Regions from separate parts of the Homo sapiens genome. Here region 2 is linked to region 1. A link is an interaction called in ENCODE POLR2A ChIA-PET data of the cell type or tissue named here. Cell type or tissue: A673. All regions are shown on one strand. Region 1 overlaps PPA2 (inorganic pyrophosphatase 2). Region 2 overlaps TET2 (tet methylcytosine dioxygenase 2).

What was found. Peaks named below come from ENCODE experiments on the same cell type or tissue, not always from the same donor. Only the 100,000 strongest peaks of a DNase experiment are listed, where the experiment ranks them.
Region 2: POLR2A ChIA-PET joins it to region 1 with 5 read pairs; 3 of 35 experiments call an interaction of 5 or more read pairs at or near these places.

Annotation. Positions count from the first base shown.
Region 1 is chr4:105,387,571-105,390,070 of GRCh38, forward strand. All of the region lies in intron 9 of PPA2 (inorganic pyrophosphatase 2), which reads right to left. Among named protein-coding and RNA genes, the nearest start is that of TET2-AS1, 36 kb to the left of the region's middle. In A673, no CTCF peak of the experiment used is centred here; no DNase peak of the experiment used is centred here.
Region 2 is chr4:105,245,465-105,247,964 of GRCh38, forward strand. The region is part of intron 6 of TET2 (tet methylcytosine dioxygenase 2); the gene reads left to right. All of the region lies in intron 2 of TET2-AS1 (TET2 antisense RNA 1), which reads right to left. Among named protein-coding and RNA genes, the nearest start is that of TET2, 100 kb to the left of the region's middle. In A673, no CTCF peak of the experiment used is centred here; a DNase peak (open chromatin) is centred at 1,417; H3K27ac peaks cover 902 bases.

The DNA.
Region 1 (2,500 bases):
CAGCGATTATAATAAGTGGTCATTTTGGTTTCTATCCAGACTCATAATGTGGGATTCATTTTCATTCTTGGCATGAATAGAATCTGATGAAAGTTAGCAGTAACATCTTTAAGACTAAGTTTTTTTTGCCACTATAGCACACGTTTACTTACGTAACAAAACTCCACATCCTGCACATGTACCCCTGAACTTAAAAGTTGAGGGGGAAAAAAAAGACAGTTTTTTGTCTTTTCTACAGCTCATGTTTAAACAAGCTGACAATTGAAAAAGGCAGAGCCCTGTAAGTTAGATGTTTCCTTGATGACTGTCAAAAATGAATTTAAAAAGAACCAGGCAAAAAATTAGACACTGCAAAAAAGTGCTGGTCCTGTGAAGAAACTACGATATACAAAGTACTAATTACAATGCATACAACAATGCTTTTAACATTATAACTAAACCAAAGTAAAACATTCCTTGGAAATTCTGGAAAAATGAAGGTGAGAGAACAGGGGGCGGGGGTGGGGAGGTCTTTTCTAGATATAGTTGCCATATAAAATACATAACAACCAATTACATTTGAATTTCAAATAAGCAACAAACTATTTGTTAGAATAAGTATGTCCCAAATATTGAAAGAGACACACACACTTACATGGAATAATATTTGTTATTCTGAAATATTTAAATAGAAGAAAAAGTGATTTAACTGGTGTCCTGTATTTTTCATCTGTTAAATCTGATAACCCTACTTCTAAAGTAATCCCCTACTCTTACAACAAAATGAAACTATGAATAGGAATATTAGAAAAGAATGACAATATTTAAGCCAGCACGGTAAAATTTAAAAATATTTAAAATTTTATTTTAATTTTAAAAATTAAAAAAATTTAAAAATATCTCTGATAAAATGTCTTGACAAGTAACCAGTAGTGGATATCTTGGGAAAGTAAATTGACTCTGCTATTTTTTCACCTTAAAAAATGTATGAGCGGTTGGGTGCAGTGGCTCACGCCAGTAATCCCAGCACTTTGGGAGGCCAAGGTGGGCAGATTACCTGAGGTCAGGAGTTTGAGACCAGCCTGGCTAGCATGGTGAAACCCCATCTCTATTATAAATACAAAAATTAGCCAGGCATGGTGGCACACACTTGTAATCCCAGCTCCTTGGGAGGCCAAGGCAGGGGAATCACTTGAACCTGGGTGGTGGAGGTTGCAGTGAGCCGAGATGGCGCCACTGCACTCCAGCTTGGGTGACAGAGCAAGGCAACGTCTCCAAAAAAAAAAGAAAAAAAAAAAAATTAGCTGTTTTAAGAATGAAAAATGAAATGGCAAGCACATACAAATGAACTTAGGAGATTCTTGTAAGATAAACCGATACATAGGATGAAAGATTACAAAGTTCCTTCTATTTATCAAATAGGCTCTTCTATCAGCTAAAAACAGTGCCAACATCCTCAATGATGTCCTTTTAGTCAATAATATATGTAATCTAGGTTGTAAGAACATATATGTATGTAAATATGTGTGTGTACATACCTAAATGTACTTTATCCTCTCTTGGATTTAATAGTTATTTGTACTTTGAATGTTTAAAAGTGTAATAAAAGGCATGATACCAAGAAATATTTTTATTTTTTCTGAACTGGCCTTCATGTAAAAATAGTTGTTTAACATTGATTCATATTTATTTGCCAAATCAAAAAATCACACTATGTGTCAGGGACTCTTCTAGACGCTGGAGACACAATATTGAATCATGGAGGCCCCAAGGAACTTTTAATCTTTAAGATTCTTTTTACTTCTCAAACTATTACTACGACCTGCCAGGGGAAAAGCAGTATAATCATTTAAAGGAGGGATGACTAAGCTGTTAGTGCCCACTATAAACGAAACTTAAAAAAAAAAAAAAAAACTAAAAAGAATGCACTGCTTTCCTTTTTATACTAAGATATTAAATATTATATTCTAATTGTATAAATGTTACATGACCTATATACAACCTTGTTGACCAAAACAAGCAGATGACATTAGAGCAAAAAATCAGTAAAACCAAAAATGCTGTGTACAACAAGCCCAAATTACATATAAAAATAATAAAGTATATTACTAGACAGATAATAGTGTTTTGTGAAGGGAAACCATTTTCTTCAAGTAAATTTCAAATCAAACAATGGCCCACACTTATGAGAATCCTCAAAGACAGTGTTCAGGATAAAGATTTGTCAAGGCTTTTCATTCTAAATCAAAGTAGTCAAGAAAAAGGCAAAGAGAAAATTTAAAGAGATCAGAATGACAATAATTTTAGACCATAACCTCCAGAGTTTATAGAAGGAAGTGACCTTGGAATAAATGTACACAAAGCCAAAACAACTGAGGCTATCAATACATAAAAAAGTACCAGATTACTGGTGCCAAAACAGACATATAGATCAATGGAACCCCAGAAATAACACCACACATCTACAACAATCTGAGCCTCAACAAACCAGATGAAAACAAGCAATGGGGAAATGATTCCC
Region 2 (2,500 bases), 140 kb before region 1:
GGATTACAGGCATGCACTACCACACCCAGCTAATTTTGTATTTTTAGTAGAGACAGGGTTTCTCCATGTTGATCAGGCTGGTCTGGAACTCCTGACCTCGGGTGATCCGCCCGCCTCGGCCTCCCAGAGTGCTGGGATTACAGGCATGAGCCACTGTGCCCAGCCTGAAATATTTTTTTAATCTACCCTGACTCCTCTTGCTCTTTCTGAAGAAAAATTTTTAAAAATGTATGTAGGTGCCTTTAATTAGAAAAAAAATTAAAAATTAAGGCAACTTGTGCTCATATTGGTAATAGCATTTCTTTCAAGAACTCAGTAATACTGCATTGTCTTTAAAGCATAATATCTCTTAGACTTGACGGTTTGAGATTCTAAATCACTGAAGAACCTCTTGTGAAAATGATAGTTTTAAAATTTCTTTTCAAAAATAGTCCTATTGCAAAATGTTTGATTTTCTTGAAGTTTCCTGGAAACTATATTTCATTCATTGTAATGAATTTAATTTTCATTAACATAGATCTCTAATATTTTTCTCAGCTCACCACAACCTCCACCTCCCGGGTTCAAGTGATTCTCATGCCACAGCCTCCCGAGTAGCTAGAATTACAGGCACCCACCCGGCTCATTTTTGTATTTTTAGTAGAGACAGGGTTTCACCATGTTGGCCAGATTGATCTCGAACTCCTGGCTTCAGGTAACCCACCCACCCTGGCCTCCCAAAGTGCTGGGATTACAGGTGTAGGCCACCATGCCCAGCCAGCTTTTCCATAATTCTTATAAATGCCAATGCCTGAAATGGAATCTGACATATAAAAAATTACATGAAGAACTTTTATTATTTTGCATTTGAAAACCATGAAAAATAGTTGGACCAGAGTCTCAGAAAGCTTGTAGTTTGTTAGTTTAACTGCTCTAAATGTCAGGCAGATACAAAACTATTAAAAGACATGCTTCAAATATGAAGACAATTTAAAAGCACAGCTGTACACTTTTGCTTTTTGTCTAGTTTCAAGGTAAAGATGAATAATCATTTAGATAATGCTTAAGCTATGCTTATGCATACTTAGAGCAATTCTCCAAAATAAAAAATTTTAATACTTAAATACATGATTAAAATAGACACGTATCCAATGTCAATACAGACTTTACTCAGAAATAGCTTTTGAAGTTTCTTCTACCCCATAAATAGATTTTATTTTATGGCTGGCAGAAATGAAAATTACAACTTTTTGCCAAGAACAGAGAATAGAATAATCTCAAATTGGGGCTGCGGACTCAGTTTTATGTTCAAAGCTGTGTGAACCTCATCACTGAGTTCTTACAAATCCCTGTGTCCACATGCTCCAAACCACCCACTGTGAGTTCAGAAAAGAACTCTGAGTGCATCTTTCAGTAGGAAAGTAAAAACTGATTTTTACATTTCCTTTGAGCCAAACCAGCTGTTTCTTCTTTAAAGATTTCCCTTTGAGATTTCCATTTTATGACTAAGTCTAACCAGTATTTTTTTGGCAAGTAAGAGTTGTGGGAGTGTATCTGTCATCATAAGGAAATCAAAGCCAGAAATGCCTTCTGCCATGGTGGGTGATGTTAAACATTTCAAGGAACTTTATATTATAAAAATTGTCAAACATAAAAGGAAAAGTGCAATATAATGAATTCCATGGACCCATCACACAGCATCAATATTTATCAACATTTTATCAATATTTTTTCATATATTTTTCCCACATCCACTCCCACTAGTGTTTGAAAGCAGAAGACAGATAACTTACCATCTTACCTGTTAACATTTCAGGATGTATTTCTAACAGGTAAAGACTTTATCATTTAATATTTAGACTGTGTTTGTTCAAATTATCTGATTAGATTCTATTTCAGAAAACACACACATAAACAAAAATGATAATGAGAAAAAGAAAGCCCTTCCACATGATTGACACTTCTGAGTAGTGTGATCCCAGTTCATGTCCATTGTCTGGGATAGCTATTAAATAAAACTTCCTCTCATAAAATTCTCTCCATTTAGAAGATAAATTCTGTGATTCACAAGCCTCTTTTTATTTATAATAGCCCTTCCCCTTTCTTTATGAATTTGAATTTGTTTTTTAAAGAAACTGTGATTTTCTCTGTAAAATTCCCCACATTCTGGATTTGGCCGATTTCATCTTGGTTCTTTTGTTTACTTTAACCTATTCCTCTATCCCCAGTATCTTCTGTGGACTGGTAGTTTGACTGGTTCTTTTTCTTTTCTTTTTTTTTTTTTTTTTTTTTTTTTGAGACAGGCTCTCGCTCTGTCGCTTAGGCTGGAGTGCAGTGGCCCAATCTCAGCTCACTGCAACCTCCACCTCCCAGGTTCAAGCTATTCTCATGCCTCAGCCTCCTGAGTAACTGGGACTGCAAGCATGTGCCACCTCATCCTGCTGATTTTTGTACTTTTAGTAGAGACGGGGTTTCGCCATGTTGGCCAGGCTGGTCTGGAACTCCTGGCCTCAAGTGATCC